2 separate regions of the Homo sapiens genome follow, and region 2 is linked to region 1. Evidence: read pairs that join two places in POLR2A ChIA-PET (ENCODE). Cell type or tissue: A673. All regions are shown on one strand. Links, peaks and the distances in the headings refer to the core of each region. The heading gives the core; the rest is flanking DNA. Region 1 overlaps GATAD2B (GATA zinc finger domain containing 2B). Region 2 has its middle 19 kb from the start of MIR8083.

Region 1 (9,547 bases), core at 1-8,000:
CATTATTCTTGGTAGGACCGAAATTTCAGGAAGTCCCCTTTTCCTAAAGCTTAGGAATATGAGTGGGGATTGAAATAAAGTTGCTGTGCAGGGCGCGGTGGCTCACACCTGTAATCCCAGCACTTTGAGAGGCCGAGGCAGGCGAATCACTTGAGATCAGGAGTTCAAGACCAGGCTGACCAACATGGTGAAACCCTGTCTCTACTAAAAATACAAAAAATTGGCTGGGCGTGGTGGCTCATGCCTATAATCCCAGCACTTTGGGAGGCCAAAGCGAGTGGATTACCTGAGGTCAGGAGTTCAAGACCACCCTGGCCAACATGATGAAACCCCATCTCTACTGAAAATACAAAAAATTAGCCCGGCGTGGTGGCTGGTGCCTGTAATCCCAGCTACTCGGGAGGCTGAGGCAGGAGAATCGCTTGAACTTGGGAGGTGGGGCTTGCAGTGAGCTGAGATTGTGCCACTGCACCTCCAGCCTGGGCAACGAGCGAAATTCTGTCTCAGATAAATAAGCAAACAAAATTAATTGGCTGGGTGCAGTGGGTCATGCCTGTAATCCCAGCACTTTGGGAGGCTGAGGCCGTTGGATCATTTGAGGTCAGGAGTTCAAGACTAGCCTGGCCAACATGGTGAAACCCCATCTCTACTAAAAATACAAAAAATAGCCGGGCAGTAGTGGCACGCGCCTATAATTCCAGCTACTCTGGAGGCTGAGGCAGGAGAATTGCTTGAGTCTGGGAGGCAGAGGTGAGCGGAGATCACACCACTGCACTCCAGCCTGGGTGACAGAATGAGACTGCATCTCAAAAAAGAAAAAGAAAGTTGCTGTTGAAATAAAGCTAACCAAGTGTGACCAGATACTGGTAAATTCTGCTTCCTTTCCATCTCCAACTCTGCAGCCCGAGGGTAGAGTGGAAGGGAATGTTATTTCCTCTTTTAATACCTGCCCTCCACTTTTGTCTCCTGGGTCCAGGTGTCAACATTGCATACTTGAATACTGGCATCGGAGGACACAAAGGCCCCAGTTTGGCAGACCGACAGCGTGAATACCTTTTAGACATGATCCCTCCCCGGTCTATATCGCAGTCCATCAGTGGACAGAAATAACGCCTGTTCCACTTGTACTGCCCCATCCTTGAATCCTTTATCCCTTTCCTCTTTCATTCCCCCAACTTCTGTCGCATGCAGTGCCTGTACTGGTGCCTACCATACACGGAAAGCAAAACAGAAAAACAGAAGACAAAAAATAGAGATCAGCAAGAAAACACACGCCCTGCCCTGCCACCTCCCCTTTATTTCACACTGCTGCGATCTGTTCTTCTGCCGCTCTGTCTTCTCTCTTCAGTTTTCTTTAACAGTGAGGTGGATCTTTACCTCTGATAGAGGTCAGAATGAGGTCCTGGGGAGAATCTAAGCCCTCCGATGTGTGTTTCTAAAGTTGTTTTATGCTATAATTATTACCATTTTTAATGATGTTGTGTGTCCTCCCTTTGTTCAGTGGACGGTTAAACCTTCCCCCACTCAACCAATCTTTTTCTTTTTCCTTTTCTTCCTTTTTTTTTTTTTTTTTTGTAAACACAAATGACATTCAGTTCAATGATACGAGCATTGCAGATTGCAGTAGGGGTCCCAGCTGCCAAGTAGGACATGACTAGGAGTGTTAGGGGCAGAAGTTTTGAATGCACTTAACCGGAGGAGGGCGCAGGGTGGGGGGTATCAAAGAAGGACGAATAGCACCCTACCTGTGGGTGTTTGGGGGCTGGACAATTTGGGTGGCAGTGTTTGGTACTGAAGTTGGGCTCTAAGAATGAGGGGAAAGAGCCTGGGGAGGAGCTTAAAACTCAACCACTCTGGAATTTACCCATAGAAGACGGGAAGAAAGAGGTATGAAGATGGGCTCAATTATGAGCCAGGGAGGATTGAAACTAGGTCCTGCCTTTCTGTATCTTGGGGAAATAAGACCGATCTCCTGACCCCATTGGGAACACGGAAGTCTATTCCAGGCCAACCAGCCCAAAATTATTTCATCTTGTATTCTTTGTAAAATTCTCCCTCACCCCACCCTGCTTTTAAAAATTCTAATCTATCCCCTCTAACCATAGCCCCATCTATAATACAGAGGAACGGCTGTTCCAAGGCTGTTTGCTGGGTGTCCCACAAGTTGGGTGGACATAAATGAGTCAAGTGACAACAGGAGGAAATAGACTTAGACGAAAGAAAGGATTTCTCTTCCAACAGTTGAGATTCGCATATTTGCCTATTCTTTCACCCTCTGAGTGCCAGGAGATGAGAGGCTGGGGGTACACAATCAGGTTGGAGTCCTGTCCTTACTCTGCTGCACCAGCTGCAGAACCAACTGCTCAAAGCCAAACAGCTCATGGCAAAACCAGCTTAGGACCTCTGCTGTACAAATAGTTGCTTCCCACTGCCCCCCGCCCGCCCCCAGAATGATATTAATTTTGCCTTTTTTTTTTTTTTTTTTTTAAGCGCTACTAATGTAGAGAATGAATTGAATTGTGCAATGTTGCTGTTCTGGGGACTGGGGAGATTAGCATCCCATTTGCCCACACTGTGGGAAGACGGAGTGGACCAGGCTGTTTTTGAAGTAAGGGAAGCCCCTTAAAGGTACGGGTTTCTGCTCTTCTCATAGTGTACACCCACCTGCCTCTCTGGCTCCAGAAGCTGCCAGAGTGCACTGGGGGGAATGTTCTCAGCAGAGAAGAATGAGGAGAAGTTTAATATTTTGCCCTTGAAAGTCACCTGAGGAAGTTTCCCCACTTTTATTTTTTAAAATTAAGTAATTTTTTAAAGAAGGCACTTTTAAAATTAACACACACATGAACTGCACACCTTCCCCATAAAATTTGGAGGTGGGGTGGGAGAAAGAGCTAAAATCAGGCTCAGTTCCCCTACTCTGGCCTCTACTCCCCACACCCCAGTGCCACTGTGGGTGACTATACTGGCCCTACGGGCCTTCCTGGCTTTTTTCTTTCCTCCCTTACCCCAAATTCATTGAGCACTTAAAGGAGCAGAGATGCAGCCAGTGTCTGGGCTCCCCCAGTGGTGAAATGATCTGGAAGCTAGATGCTAGTAACAGGTAGTGATTGGGTTTTTTGAGTATTTTTCCGGGGAATGTGGTACCCCTGACTGTAAGTGGTGGGAGAGGGAGGGGGGTTAATGGAACTGGGTCTGGGATTATTTTAAAATTATATATATATATATAAAGATATATTCTTACATCTTTTCTTTGCCCTCTGTGCTTTGAAAGCACTGGATAAATTGTTTGGTTTTGCTTTTCTCTCTTCCACAAAATTGGAAGCTTTTTTTAAAAATGTTTTCCCCACAAGTCATCTTGCCTTGTGGCATGTCTGTCTAGCCTCTTCCTCCCTCCCTCATGATGAAGTGCCATTTCTGTTACGTCTCCCTCTCCCCAAGCTCAGAGGTGCTCAGAGGTACGAGATGCCCAAGTTTGTCAGTTGAGATTAAAAGTAAGGAACAGAGAATGTGCAATACCGTCTGGCTGGGGGCTGTCCCTGCCCTGCCCTGAGCTGAGTCCTTTCCCTGGGAGCCAGGCCACCTTAGAATGGGGTTTGGAAGTAAGATGTATAGAGTTGGGGAATCATGGAGAAGGAAAGCCTATAGTCGAGTGCCTGCTTAGGTGCTGAGGTCACAGGGGAGATGGTGGAATCTTCCCTGTTTTTATCCCCTCAGGGTCAGTTACATAGAAGCTGCTTCTTGACTAGTATAGCTCGGTGACCCTTTGTTCAACCGCTGAGGTTTGATTTCTTACCCTTTCTTCTCCCCATTTTCATACTCTTCCCAGGGATTAGTGATGGAGGTGAGGTCTCCCTAATCATGGTAAAGTGTTAACCTTCCACCTCCTCCCTTCCCTCCTCCTTCCTCATCCTTCTGTCTTCCTCAATTCTCCGTCTCTTTTTTTTCATCACTGATTGCCTTGTGTCCCTCCAAGTCTACTTGTTACTATCCATCTCCAGGCTCTGGGCCGTGTAGACACTAAACCTCATGCCCTAAGGACAGGAGGAAAGACCCTCTGTTTGGAGCATTATTAGTAGAGTGAGGATCCCACCAGTTCTGCCTGGCTTCCTCCATCCCCAGAGGCACTAAAAGCAGTATTTTAAGGTTGGTGTCTTACTCCCTGGAAGCCTGAAATGGGTGGAATAGCGGTAAGGCTTGAGTAAAACTAGGGGACAGAGGTTCTTATTTGTCGATTTTATTTTATAATTTGACCACAGCATCTGAACTCCCTCTCTCCCTGGAATAAGTATTTTTCCCACATTTTTGGATATATGTATGGTAGACAATTTTTTTTTAAGACACAGAGATAAATGTTTTCCTGCTTTGGTTACCTTTCCTTTCCCCTTTAAAAGGAATTAGCTATAGAACTGCTTTGTAAAGATGCTTCTTGATATTTTACTTTTGTTCCTTTTCCCTAATCATTCCCTTTTCTCCCCACTCCTCCAGAAGGCATAACCCTTCTCTCCACACCCCCTACCCCCACCCCCGTCCTAGGCTCCCATCCTTTCCATCAAGACCTTCATTAGCTTATGATATTTGCTGCCGAGATGTTATAACAAGGACTCGTTCATGTATATAAGCTATTTCTTGATCCATTTAAAAGGAATTGTACATTGTGTAGAAAAAAAAAAAAACCTGAAAAAGAGAAAAAAAAGCCCTAGCCATGGATATTGTGAAACTGTGTTATGTCATTTTGTAATGTGCCCGTTTGTGTATGATCCGTGCAAAAGGGTTTCTGGGGAAGGGGAGGGGGTAGGGAGGCAGGGCTGTGGAGGGTGGGTAGGGGAGTGGGCCGGGCCCAGCACACTGAGACTGGCAGCTGCTCCAACCCCATCCCTCCTTAGAGATGCCACCTCCCCCACCACCCACCCCTAATTTGTGCCTTGCCTCCCCACCCTGGAGTAGTCCCTCCGGGTCACCAGCACTGCCTTGGCAGAGCCCACTCCCTACCCTAACCTGCCCACCCTCCCTATCCCCCAGCATTAGGTTGATACTGTGGGGAAGTGCTGGGGGCTGGGAGGTAGCCGAGGAATGGGGCAGTTCCCGGGGGCATCGAAACCAAGTATTATTATGAATTGTAATTGTATTTGCACTGTTTTTTTCCTCTGATTGCATCAGCATATATACAATATACCTATATAACAAAATTCAGTGTCAAGCTTTCTTATGCAAGGGATTTCCCCCACCCCACCTCCTCAAAAAAGAAAGAACCTAGTCTTATGGGCCTTTGAGGGTGGATTGTCAGGGGATGATAGAAAGGATTTTAATAAGTCATCCTGAGGAAATTTCACCTAGTGAGAGCCACATCCATCTGCACAGCCTTAGGCTGCGTGAACCGAGGTGAGGCTGAGCTCCTGTGAAAGCCAAGACCTCCTGGTCCAGGACTTTGTAGAGTAAAAAGAACCACCAACACAAAAGGGGTTGAGGGGGCTACAATCTGGAGACCTGGGGTCTCCTACTAACTTGCTATATGATCTTTGGTAGAGTTAATTTTCTGAGTATCAATTTTCTTATCTGTGAAGTGAAGAGGGGGATCATCTGGCCACCAAGTTTAAAATTCTATACTTCTCACCTGCCAAAACCAAAAAACAACTTGAGGTGAGGAAAGTGTTGGGCCCAGAAACCAGGGAGGAACTGAAAGTGACTCGCGTTGAAGTGGTTATGTGTATGACAATGCTCTTGGAGAACTGCCAGTCCTCTATGGTTACCCTTGATTTGGGAGAGGCAGCAGAGTCATGTCCAGGGCATCAGACCAGTGACATCTTTGCCTTTATGCCTCTAGTCATCTGAGGGCGGGGACTAGGCCTCAAGCCCCATCTCACAGCCAACCACAGAGCCCTTAAGGGTGGTTGACAATTGAATGCCCCAGGTTGGTGCTTTAGTTATTTACTCCCTTTGTGAGCTACAGGATGTGTAACTTTTCCCCCATCTTGGTGATAAAATAGGAGAGCGCAGACACAGCCCACATTTTGTCTCCTTTCCTCAGATTTCATCTGAACCCCGCTAAAGGCAGCTGTTTCACAGTCTGTCTCCTTCAGGGGCCCAATTTCCCCACAGCCTGGGCTGAGTACTCCTACTCTCTTCTTTAGGTTCTGGGCTGATAAAGCCTGGAGAGGGTACAGGGTGATGGGTGAAGCCCTGGTGAAGGTGAAAGGATAGATTGGGGTTGGGGGGTGGGGAGCAGGGAGGTGGGATGGGGAATGGCCTTCCCTGAATAGGGTGGGTGGGAGGGGAACAAGACCCTTTTGCACAACTCTCTTTAAGTTTCCTTTATTTCTTTTTTAACTCATTCTGATTTTCTGCATTGTGTTTGGGAAATAAAATGAAAAAACTAAGACCAATAGAAACTGGTTTTCAAAAAGGCAAATACACTCCCATCTGTTTCAGATGCTGCTGAGCATTTCAGCAGTGACAGATTCAAATAATAAGCTAATTTTTGGAGAAAGGATTAAAAGAAAAAAAAACTTTGTAATATTTATCACTTGCAAGCTATGTTTAATAAAGAAAGGAATGGTTTCTAAAACTTTCCTGTGGCTTGTGCTTTAGTTATGGGGCTGGGGGTGGCAGTTTGGCGGGAGAATTTTCAGGGTAATTGGGAGATGAGCTATGGCTGTCTTCCCTAGTCAGTCCAGCCACGGACTGAGTACCTTTGGTTTGTATCCTTCTCTTTGATTGTGATGATTGTTTAAAGCCCTGACCTACTTCTGTGTTCTTGTTCCCCTCCAGCTCTAGCTGGAGCCAGTATTCTGGAAGCCACCAACCCCACTTTAGTTATCTGATGACTTTAGGTCTAATGGTATCATGGGGAGGGGGCTGGGTCTCCATTCTCTCCTAGGGAAAGGTGTCCCCTAGCAGTGCTTGGCCCTTCCCACCACACTGCTCTGGTCTCTAGTGACAGAATCCTTTAGCCAGGCACAGTGCTGCATGCCTATAGCTACTCAGGAGGCTAAGGTGGGAGGATCACTTGAGCCAGGAGATCAGCCTGGGCAATGTAGTGAGACCCCATCTCTATAAAAGAAAATAAATAATCTTTTGTAACATGCTTGTTCCTCTAGACGGTTGCCTTATTTACCAGCAGGGGTTCACATTGCTGTTTTCTAGTAAACTACCGAATATAGTTCTTTAACAATCTGAATGCAGCATCCCCTGAAAGATCTGGAACTACACTTTCTCACCATCTCATCACTCCCCTCCCCCAAGTTTTCCTTTCAGCCCAAAGCATTAACCAGATCCTAATTTATTTTTTCCGTTTTGGTTATTTATTTCCAACAAAGCAGTTAGACCAGGCCCAACCAGAGAAGAGGATGTCATTTCCTCAAGGACTTGATGTTTGGGGCTATTCTTAGCCCTCTTGCTCCTCAGCCACGTTTTTTAGTTACAGCTGCTGCTGTGCCTTGTGCAGAGGGCACTATTGTGGAGGGCCAGAGCCCAGCCTTTCTGGAGTCTTGTCATTGGTACTAGCATTACTCTATAAGAGCACAGGAGACAGTTTTGGGGTCCTCTAAGCCATGGGCTTTCCTTCCCCCAAGACCCTTCCCTTTTTGGCACAATACTGGGCAGCCTTGGAGAGAGAGTGATTGAGGAAGTGGCTGGGGCTTTGGCTTTAGAGCATGGCAGAGCTGGATAAGGAGGGACTGTGGTGCTCTGGATGCCAATAGGCTGGTAGAGGGAGAAGTGGGAAAGAGGTGCTCTTCAGACCCCAAGAGTTGAGGGAGGGGAGATGGGGAGTGCTCCCCAGCCTCTGTGCTCATTCTACAGGCGATTCAAGACTGCCAAAACCCTGACTCAAACTAATCTCTTTCAAAAATAAAAATCAAATGGGTAAGGAGGACCCCCTGCGGAGGAGCCAGTGCTTTGGATCTGGGAAGGGGGAAATGGGTATTTGGTTGCTCAGAGAAGCTCATATGAGCTCAGATATTTAAGAGTCATGTTGTAGGGAGAAGGGGGGCAAGAAACTCTGCACCCCCTTTGCCCACCTGCTCACTCGGACCACAAGGAATGCAGGTCGCCTGTCCCTGGGCAGAGCTCAGCTTGGGCACGAGGAGACAGAGACAGATTTTAGACTGGAGGGCTTCAGGTTGTGAGATGGAGGTGATGACAGAGCCTCTTCCCCTGCCGCCATTTTGTGGGGAACCCTTAAAGCTAGGTGTCTTTGGGCAGGTTCATATTTGGATCAAGAAGAGGTGAATATACTGGATGGGGTTATGAGGCAGGAGTAACTGGGTTGGGGGTAACTCCCAGCTGGGCTTGGTTTAGTTTGAGGTTATTTGGTGTGTTGGGGGAAGGGATGCAGATTCTCCCATTTCTTGAGGTCTGGGAGGAACAGAGAAACCACACCCTCTTCTCTCCCACTATGGCCAGTCCTGCCCCTCCCCGGAGAGGAGCTGAGGGACTTTTGGTTCTTTCCTGACTCTGGGGTGACAGGGACAGGTGAGGTAGATTCTTTGGTGTATCTGGAGTTAGTGGCATCTCGGAGGGAGCCAACTTGGAGGGCCCTAGGCCAAGGCCAGCTGTTCCACAGTCACCTGAGGGTGAAGGAGGTCAGGCCTCTGGACCAAGGCCTCAAACACTCCAGTTTCCCCCACTCATTCCCCATCACTGAATCCGCCTCACCTGGGTGGTGAGTTCAGTCTTCTCCCCCAGCTTCCCTCCACTCTGAGTCTGGCCTTGATGGCCCCCAGTTCTGTCCGAGGCAGTCCGAGGCACTGCCCAGCATTCCTGGGACTCCTGTTTGCAGAGGAGGCTGCCCGGGTAGGAAGGGTCAGCAGTGTGGTCTGTCTGGTGCCTCCCTCTGCCTCGCATGGCTCCCAACCCCTCCTCCTGCTCCATGCTCCCCAGAGATGGAGAGGGTGGACCCCTCTTCATGCTGCTGGATGGCAGGGAACTGGCTCTAGCTCATTTCTGCTGCCCTTGTTCTTTGCTTTGGGAGCCCCAGTTCTCTCTTCCCGGCTCATGGCAGGCCTTCTCCTGCCCCTGGTACCACACAGCTCTGAAAAGAATTGGCTTCCTCTCTCTGCCTGAGTCTCCTCATTGGTAAAATTGATTGGTTGTAGATTGGGGCTTTTTTGCTCTCTTTGGCCCTGTGCCACAGTGATGCAGACTGTCTCCCTGGCAGATTTCCCACATTAGCCCTTACCTGGCCCTTAGCTATGTCTCCAGCCCAGGAAGAGGCAGAGGAGGCAAATGATGAGGGCAGCCAGGCCCACGTGGATGCCCACCACAACCCCAGGCAGTGGGCTGCTCTCACCCTGGCTGCAAGAGCACCCAGTCTTGGACTCTGTGGACACTGTGCCATCTGTCAGAGAGAGGACCAGGGTTGGAGGTGAAGCCCAGCCCTCTTCCTGAAGACTGGCAGCCATGGGTCCTATCAGAGGGGCCTGCTCTGACCCCAGCCCTACTACCCTCCTACCAGACCCCACTTACCAGGAGTGGCCAGGGGCACATCACACAATGAGACACAGCGGGCACTGCTATTTCCATCCCCATTGCCATTGAACGCCTGCAGCTT
Region 2 (9,547 bases), core at 1,020-9,019, 99 kb after region 1:
GGGGTTCACCATGTTGGCCAGGCTGGTCTCGAACTCCTGACCTTGTAATTCGCCTGCCTCAGCCTCCCAAAGTGCTGGGATTACAGGCGTGAGCCACCGTGCCTAGCTTGTTGCTTTTTTTTTGTTTTTGTTTTTGTTTTTTTGAGGTGGAGTTTCACTCTTGTTGCCTAGGCTGGAGTGCAATGGTGTGATTTCGGCTCACTGTAACCTCTGCCTCCCAGGTACAAGTGATTTTCCTGTCTCAGCCTCCCAAGTAGCTCGGATTACAGGTATGTGCCATCACACCCAGCTAATTTTTGTATTTTTAGTAGAGATGGGGTTTCACCATGTTGGCCAGGCTAGTCTCGAACTCCTGACCTCAGATGATCCACCCACCTCAGCCTCCCAAAGTGCTGGGATTACAGGCGTGAGCCACTGCACCAGACTACCTCATTTTTTAAATGGAGCAAATAAAGCTAAACTGAGGTACCACTTTTTATCTGTCAGGTTGACAAGAATCCCAGTTTTGATATAGGAGTTAAGAAGATGGCAGGGCGCAGTGACTCACGCCTGTAATCCCAGCACTTTGGGAGACCAAGGTGGGTGGATCATCTGAGGTCAGGAGTTTGAGACTAGCCTGGCCAACATGGTGAAACCCCATCTCTATTAAAAATACAAAAATTAGCCGGGCCTGGTGGCACGTGCCTGTAATCCCAGCTACCCGGGAGGTTGAGGCAGGAGAATCGCTGGAACCTGGGAGGCGGAGGCTGCAGTGAGCTGAGATTGTGCTACTGCACTCCAGCCTTGGCAACAGAGCAAGATTCTGTCTTAAAATTAAACAAACAAACAAAAAAAGAATCTACTTAGGCAGATAGGATATGGGAGTCCTTGGTAAGGTTCTCCTTTTATTTTTATTGATTGATTGATTGATTATTATTTTCAGATGGAGTTTCACTCTTGTTGCCCAGGCTGGAGTGCAATGGTGCGATCTCAGCTCACTGCAACCTCCGCCTCCTGGGTTCAAGCAATTTTCCTGTCTTAGCCTCCCGAGTAGCTGGGATTACAGGTGAATGCCACCACGCTCAGCTAATTTTTATATTTTTTTAATATGGACAGGGTTTCATCATATTGGTCAGGCTGGTCTCAAACTCCTGACCTCAGGTGATCTGCCCTCCTTGGCCTCCCAAAGTGCTGAGATTACAGGCATGAGTCACTGCACCTGGCCATTATTATTATTATTGAGATGGAATCTCTCTCTGTTGCCCAGGCTGGAGTGCAGTGGACAATCTGGGCTCACTGCAACCTCTGCCTCCGGATTCTCCTGCCTCAGCCTCCCGAGTAGCTGGGGTTACAGGCGTGCCCCACCAAGCCCAGCTAAGTTTTGTATTTTTAGTAGAGACGGGGTTTCACCATTTTGGTCAGGCTGGTCTTGAACTCCTGACCTCAAGTGATCCACCTGCCTTGGCCTCCCAAAGTGCTGGGATTACAGGCATGAGCCACCGCACCCGGCCTATTTATTTATTTATTTTCGAGACGGAGTCTTGCTCTGTCACCCAGGCTGGAGTGCAGTGGCAGGATCTCGGCTCACTGCAACCTCCGCCTCCTGGGTTCAAGTGATTCTCCTGCCTCAGCCTCCAGAGTAGCTGGGGTTACAGGCACGTGCCATCACACCCAGCTAATTTTTGTATTCTTAGTAGAGACGGGGTTTCACCATGTTGGCCAGGCTGGTCTCGAACTCTTGACCTCATGATGCACCTGCCTCGGCCTCCCAAAGTGCTGGGATTACCGGCATGAGCCACCAGGAGGTTCTCCTTTTAATGAAAAGCAACCCCAGATCATTTTCCTTTCTAACAAAGAGCAGCCTGTGAAATCGAGCTGCAGACATAGATGCCAACAGTTGTGCCAATCATGTTCAAAATGGCAGTTCCATCTTTCCTTCTCTTTGTCAGCCACAGTGTACAGTAAGGAGCAGATAATATGGCACCTGGCAAGGGGAGAGTTCATTTGCATAATAAGATTAGGGTGGGGTGGCCAGCCTTCCCCTCAAGCTATATAAACGTCACACCTGATTGAACCAATTTGATTTACCTACGTAAATCAGACATCGCCTTTCAAGCCTGCCTATAAAATCCGGCGAACTCTGCTGCCGGCCAGTCTTTTCCTTTGGGAAGCCCCTCTTTCTTGCCAGAGAGAAAGCTGTTCTCCTTTTTCTTTCTGCAACCTCCGCCTCCCGGGTTGCAAGTCCAAATAAAGCTAAACTGAGGTACCACGAAACTCCTCCTGTGTGTTTGTGTCCTAAATTTTCTTGGTACCAGACGACGAACCTCGGATATTTACCCCAGCCAACGAAGCCACTTTAGTTTGATACTGTTGTCAAAGTTTTGGGGAATTCGTCACTATCATGCATTGCTGGCGGGTGTGCAAGTTGTTAAACCCTATATAGGGTCAATTTGGAATAGATATAAAAGTTGCAAATGCATATTATATCTTTTGACTCACTAATCCCATTTCTAGGAGTTTATCTTACAGATATATTGAATGAAACATAGATATGAGATAACACATTAGGTATAGGTATGGGATTAGACATAGCATTTATAATAGTGAAAGATTAAAAATATATAAATGGGCTAGGCACAGTGGCTCACGCCTGTAATCCCAGCACTTTGGGAAGCCAAGGCAGGAGGATTGATTGAGGCCAGGAGTTCAAGACCAGCCTGGGCAAAATAATGAGACAGTGCCTCTACAAAAAAATTAAAAAATTAGCCAGGCGTGGTGGTACATGCCTGTAGTCCCAGCTACTTGGGAGTCTGAGGCAGGAGGACCTCTTGAGCCCAGAAGTTCAAGGCTGTAGTGTGCTGTAATCATGCCACTGCACTTCAGCCTGGGTGACAGAGTGAGACCTGTCTCAAAAGAAAAAGAAATAAAATAAATAAAAATAAACTTCTTTTGGGCCAGGCACGGTGGCTCACACCTGTAATCCCAGCACTTTGGGAGGCCAACGTAGGCGGATCACGAGGTCAGGAGATGGAGACCATCCTGGCTAACACAGTGAAACCCTGTCTCTACTAAAAATACAAAAAAATTAGCTGGGTGTGGTGGTGGGCGCCTGTAGTCCCTGCTACTAGGGAGGCTGAGACAGAAGAATGGCATGAACCCGGGAGGCTGAGCTTGCAGTGAGCCGAGATCGCGTCACTGCACTCCAGCCTGGGCAATAGAGCAAGACTCCGTCTCAAAATAAATAAATAAATAAAAATCAATCAATCAATCAATCAATCAATAAACAAACTTCATTTGATTTTGCTAGAGAAAAGATTGAACTATCTTTCTTTTTCCTCCATAAAAAAATGATATCATGGGCTGGGCACAGTGGCTTATGCCTGTAATCCCAGAACTTTGGGAGGCTGAGGCGGGCAGATCACTTGAGCCCAGGAGTTTGAGACCAGCCTGGGCAACATGAAAAAACCCCATCTCTACTAAAAATACAAAAAAATTAGCTGGGCGTGGTGGTGGGCGCCTGTAATCCCAGCTACTCTGGAGGCTGAGGCAGAAGAATCGCTTGAATCCGGGAGATAGAGGTTGCAGTGAACCGAGAGCGCGCCACCGCACTCCAACCCGGGTGACAGAGTGAGACTCCGTCTCAAAAAAAAAAAAAAAAAAAAAAAAAAAAAAATTCTAAAAATTAGACAGAGTGTGTGCCTGCAGTCCCAGCTACTCAGGAGGCTGAGGTGGGAAGATTGCTTGAGCCTGAGTGATTGAGGCTGCAGCGAGCTATGATTATGCCACTGGACTCCAGCCTGGGTGACACAGCAAGATCGTGTCTGAAAAAGAAAGAAGTATTACAAAATCATTGTTATATGAAATAACAATCAGAGTACGCAGTGCGAAAAGTAGGAGTTTGAGCTGTAGAGTGTCTGACAGAAAATAAAAAAACTTTAGGCCGGGCGCGGTGGCTCACGCCTGTAATCCAGCATTTTGGGAGGCCGAGACAGGCGGATCACGAGGTCAGGAGATCGAGACCATCCTGCTTAACACGGTGAAATCCCGTCTCTACTAAAAATACAAAAAAATTAGCCGGGCGTGGTGGCAGGCGCCTGTAGTCCCAGCTACTCGGGAGGTGGAGTCAGGAGAATGGCGTGAACCCGGGAGGCGGAGCTTGCAGTGAGCTGAGATCACGCCACTGCACTCCAGCCTGGGCGACAGAGCGAGACTCCGTCTCAAAAAAAAAAAAAAAAAAAGAAAATAAAAAAACTTTAAAAAATTTTTTTAAAAAGGAAAAAAGAGAAAAGTAGTAGTTAATATTATAGAAGTGAGATGGGTAGTTACTAATAAAGATATCCTTCTAGATTGTGAGATGTTTGGATTTCTGTCAGGTTTTTGAAATTTGTAATTTCTTTTCACTTTCTAATTAAATATTTATTTCGTAACCATTTTTTTTTTTTTTGAGATAGACTCTTGCTCTGTCACCAGGCTGGAATGCAGTGACGCGATCTCCTGTGTTCAAGCGATTCTCGTGTCTCAGCCTCCCGAGTAGCTAGGGTCACAGGCACACATCACCACACCCAGATAATTTATGTATTTTTAGTAGAGACGGGGTTTCACCATGATGGTCAGGATGGTCTCAATCTCCTGACCTCGTGATCCGCCTGCCTCGGCCTCACAAAGTGCTGGGATTGCAGGCATGAGCCACTGCACCTGGCCTGTATTCTTTTTTTTAAAGGGGACCCACCAAACTGTGTAAACTCCAAGTCCCACAAAACCTGGATCCACCCTGGCTTGGGCCAGCTGCAGAGGGACTTTGAGGAGACAGCAAAACTGTCCACTGGAGTTTTTAAATAAAACAAAACAAAAACAAAAACTGGTCTCTAGGTGACATATCCCTCCTTTCCCCCAAATCCTGTATGAAATCTTTAGCAAAATAGCTATTTTTTAACTTTAAAATTTAACAGAGAACCAGGTGGAAGAGACTTGGATTAACAGGAGCAATGTGAGAAATTCTGTGGGGGTAGAGGGAGGAGTGTATGTGTGGCCACAAGTTCCATAATAGGTATGGAGGTGACAATTGCCTTCTGTCTGCACTCCTCGGGCTGCACCTGGAAGATTCTGCCCCAGATAAGGAGGCAGGTTGTCAAAGGGACAGGGAAAGACTAGGGCAAACCCACAGGCACTCATCCAGAGTGACAGAGTTTGGAGTCAGAGCCCGGAGATTTCTTTCTCTCTCTCTTTCTTTCTTTCTTTCTTTCTTTCTTTCTTTCTTTCTTTCTTTCTTTCTTTCTTTCTTTCTTTCTTTCTCTTTCTTTCTTTTCTTTCTTTCTTTTTCTTTCCTTCTTTCTTTTTCTTCCTTCCTTCCTTCTTTCCTTCCTTCCTTTTCTTTTCTTTCCCTCCCTCCCTTTCTCTTTCTTTCTCTTTCTTTCTTCTTTTTCTTTTTCTTTCTTTCTCTTTTCTTTTGCCTCCCTCCCTCCCGCCCTCCCTTCCTCCCCTTTCCTTCCTCCCTTCCTCCCTTCTTTCCTTCCTTCCTCCCTTCCTTCCTCTTTCTGTCTCTTTTTTTTTTTTTTTTTTTGATAGAGTCTCTATATTTCCCAGGCTGATCTTGAACTATTGGCTTCAAGGAATCCTCCTGCCTTGGCTTCCCAAAGTGCTGGGATTACAGGTTTGAACCACATGCCTAGCCAAGATCTTGGAGAAGTGTCTCAAGAAACTACAGATGGTCTTTGACTTACTATTTTTCTTTTTCTTTTTTTTTTTTTGAGATGGAGTTTCACTCTTGTTGCCCAGGCTGGAGTGCAATGGCACGATCTCAGCTCACCGCAACCTCTGCCTCCCCGGTTCAAGTGATTCTCCTGCCTCAGCCTCCCGAGTAGCTGGGATTACAGGCATGCACTACCACGCCTAGCTAATTTTGTATTTTTAGTAGAGACGGGGTTTCTCCATGTTGGTCAGGCTGGTCTTGAATTCCCGACCTCATGTGATCTGCCCACCTCAGCCTCCCAAAGTGCTGTGATTACAGGTGTGAGCAACTGTGCCTGGCTAATATTTAATTTTTAATTATTATAGATACTTGCTAGTTGTATTAAATATATTTTCAATTTATAATACTTTCAATTTAGGACGGACATATTGGGATGTAACTCCATCCCCCATAAGTCAAAGAGCATCTGTAGTGATGTTGTACTGCTGAGACTCCAAATGGAGGGGTAGGAGGGGGTGGGCACTGTTGTTAGAAGAGACAGCGGACCTCTGCCTACTTAGAAAAGACAATGCTGGGCCTGGCTCAGTGGCTCATGCCTGTAATCCCAGGACTTTGGATGGTCAAGGTGAGCAAATCGCTTGAGCCCAGTAGTTGGAGACCAGCCTGGCCAACATGGCAAAACCCTATCTCTACAAAAAACACAAAAATTAGCCAGGTGTGGTGGTGTGGGCCTGTAGTTTCAACTACTTGGGAGGCTGAGGTGGGAGGATCACTTGAGCCCAGGAAGTGGAGGTTGCAGTGAGCCAAGAAGTCATCCCTGCACTCCAGCCACTGCACTCCCACCTGAGTGACAGAAGGAAACCCTGTCTCAAAAAAAAAAAAAAAAAAAAAAAAAAAAAGCCAGTGCTATGCAGGGCAGGTGGGCCCCACTTAGCCTGGGAGGGTTCTTGGTCTCCCCCAGGAAAGAATTCAATAGTGAGCCAGCGGTGTTAAACTGCAACTTTTAATTGAAGCAGCAGGGTACAGCAGCAGCACAGGTGCTGCTCCCTGGGGAGCACAGCTACCCCATCGGCAGTGTACCCAGAGTAGCAGCTCAAAGGCCATTTGCAGTCATTTTTATTTTATTTTATTTTATTTTTTCGAGACAGAGTCTCGCTGTCTCTCCAGGCTGGAGTGCAGTGGCGCGATCTCAGCTCACTGCAAGCTCCGCCTCCCGGGTTCATGCCATTCTCCTGCCTCAGCCTCACGAGTAGCTGGGACTATAGCCACCCGCCACCATGCCTGGCTAATTTTTTGTATTTTTAGTAGAGACGGGGCTTCACCATGTTAGTCAGGATGGTCTCGATCTCCTGACCTCATGATCCACCCACCTTGGCCTCCCAAAGTGCTGGGATTACAGGCGTCAGCCACCACGCCCAGCCTGCAGTCATATTTATAACTCACTTTTTTTGTTGTTGTTGTTGTTTTTGTTTTTTGAGATGGAGTCTTGCTCTGTCACCTAGGCTGGAGTGCAGTGATGAGATCTCAGCTCACTGCCTCCTGGGTTCAAGCGATTCTCCTGACTCAGCCTCTGGAGTAGCTGGGATTACAGGCGTGCAGCACCACTCCTGGGTAATTTTTATATTTTTCGTAGAGATGGGGTTTTACCATGTTGGCCAGGCTGGTCTGGAACTCCTGACCTCAAGTGATCCGCCCGTCTCGGCCTCCCAAAGTGCCGGGATTACAGGCGTGAGCCAACTCGCCCAGCCTATAACTCACTTTTAATTACATGCAAATTAAGAAGCGGGCTATGCAGAAATTTCTAGGAAAAGGTTGGTAATTTCCAGGTCATCAGGTTGTTGCAATGGAAAGGGGCGGAAACATCCCAGTGTTGCCATGGCAATGGTGAACTGACAGGGCACACTGTTGGGCATGTCATGGAAAGCTGCTTCTCTTCAGTCCCTGTTTTAGCTAGTCGTCAACTTGGTCCTATTTCTGAGCCCCACCTCCTGAGTTGAGTCTTGCCCCCTACCTCTCTAGGACCATTGGAAGAGGTGGGGAGCTGGAATGGCTTTTCTATAAATATGAAAGGCATTTATATTAAATACCTAACATAGGCCAGGCGTGGTGGCTCACACCTGTAATCCCAGCACTTTGGGAGGCCAAGGCGGGTGGATCACTTGAGGTCAGGAGTTTGAGACCAGCCAGACCAGCCTGACCAACATGGAGAAACCACGTCTCTACTAAAAGTACAAAATTAGCTGGGCGTGGTGGCGCATGCCTGTAATCCCAGCTACTCAGGAGGCCGAGGCAGGAGAATCGCTTGAACACGGGAGGTGGAGGTTGTGGTGAGCCGACATCGCGCCATTGCACTCTAGCCTGGGCAACGAGTGAAACTCCATCTCAAAAAAAACAAATAAATAAATAAAAATAAAAAATAAAATAAATAAATAAATAAATACCTAACATCAAACAATTTATAATTCACATTGGAATGATGTTCATCAGATTTTTTTACATTTTATTTTTATTTTTTATTTTTTTGAGACAGTGTCTCACTCTGTAGCCCAGGCTGGAGTGTGGTGGCAGGATCTCAGCTCACTGCAACCTCTGCTTCCCGGGCTCAAGCAATCCTCCAACCCCAAACTCCCTGGTAGCTGGGACTACAGGCACGTGCCACCACGCCAGGCTAAATTTTTTTTTTTTTTTTGAGATGGAGCTTCACTCTTGTTGCCCAGGCTGGAGTGCAATGGCGCGATCTTGGCTCACTGAAACCTCCAGTTCCTGGGTTCAAGCAATTCTCCTGTCTCAGCCTCCCGAGTAGCTGGGATTACAGGTGCCCGCCACCACGCCTGGCTAATTTTTGTATTTTTATTAGAGACAGGGTTTTGCCATGTTGGCCATGCTGGTCTCGAACTTTTGACCTCAGGTGATCTGCCCACCTTGGCCTCCCAAAGTGCTGGGATTACAAGGGTGAGCCACCGTGCCTGGCCTTATTTTTATTTTTTTAATTTTTAAAAAATGTGGGTACGGCCAGGTGTGGTGGCGCCCACCTGTAATCCCAGCTACTTGGGAGGCTGAAGCAGAAGAATTGCTTGAATCCCGGAGGTGGAGGTTGTAGTGATCTGAGATCACACCATTGCACTCCATCCTGGGCCACAGAGCAAGACTGTCTCAAAAAAAAAAAGAAAAAAAATTCAGGGTCTTGCTGTATTGCCCGAGCTGGAGTGCAGTGGTTATTCATAGGCTGGATCCCATTACTGATTAGCATGGAAATGTTGACCTACTCTGTTTTCGATGTGGGCCAGTTTACCCCTTATAAGGCAACCTGGTGGTCTCCTGCTCCCAGGAAATCACCAGATTTATGCCCAATGTGGTGGGGACACCTGATTGCATAGTGCACTACAGCCCAGAACTTCGGCCCTCAAGTGATCCTCCTGCCTCCTCTCCCCAAGTAGCTGGGCCTACAGGCATGTACTACCACGCCTGGCCAAATATTAACAAATACTATATTTATAATTGTAGAGATAGGGTCTTGCTATGTTGCTTAGGCTCGTCTCAAACTCCTGGGCTTCAAGTGATCCTCCTGCCTTGGCCTCCCAACAAGCTGGGATTATAGATGTAAGCCACCATGCACTGCCAATAATGACTATTTTGATGTCAGAATCTTAGGTGATTTTTTTTTTTTGTAAGTCTGCGTCTCACTCTGTACTCAGGCTGGAGTGCAGTGGCACCATCATGGCTCACTGTAACCTTGAACTCCTGGGTTCAAGGGATCCTCCTGCCTCAGCCTATTGAATAGCTAGGACTACAGGCATGTGCCACCACACCTGGCTAATTTTTTTTTTCTTTTGTAGAGATGAGGTCTTGTTATATTGCCCAGGTTGGTCTTGAACTCCT

Evidence for each region. Peaks named below come from ENCODE experiments on the same cell type or tissue, not always from the same donor. Only the 100,000 strongest peaks of a DNase experiment are listed, where the experiment ranks them.
Region 2: POLR2A ChIA-PET joins it to region 1 with 12 read pairs; 2 of 35 experiments call an interaction of 5 or more read pairs at or near these places.

What each region holds. Positions count from the first base shown.
Region 1 is chr1:153,801,740-153,811,286 of GRCh38, reverse strand. It overlaps GATAD2B (GATA zinc finger domain containing 2B), which reads left to right. Exons shown (of 11, transcript NM_020699.4): 11 at 977-6,562. The coding sequence ends at 1,110. It overlaps LOC124904425 (a long non-coding RNA gene), which reads right to left. Exons shown (of 4, transcript XR_007066633.1): 2 at 9,463-9,547; 3 at 8,653-9,334; 4 at 8,200-8,564. Among named protein-coding and RNA genes, the nearest start is that of SLC27A3, 31 kb to the right of the region's middle. In A673, for the core only: no CTCF peak of the experiment used is centred there; no DNase peak of the experiment used is centred there; H3K27ac peaks cover 823 bases.
Region 2 is chr1:153,703,679-153,713,225 of GRCh38, reverse strand. It overlaps the pseudogene GEMIN2P1 and the pseudogene RN7SL372P. Among named protein-coding and RNA genes, the nearest start is that of MIR8083, 19 kb to the right of the region's middle. In A673, for the core only: no CTCF peak of the experiment used is centred there; no DNase peak of the experiment used is centred there.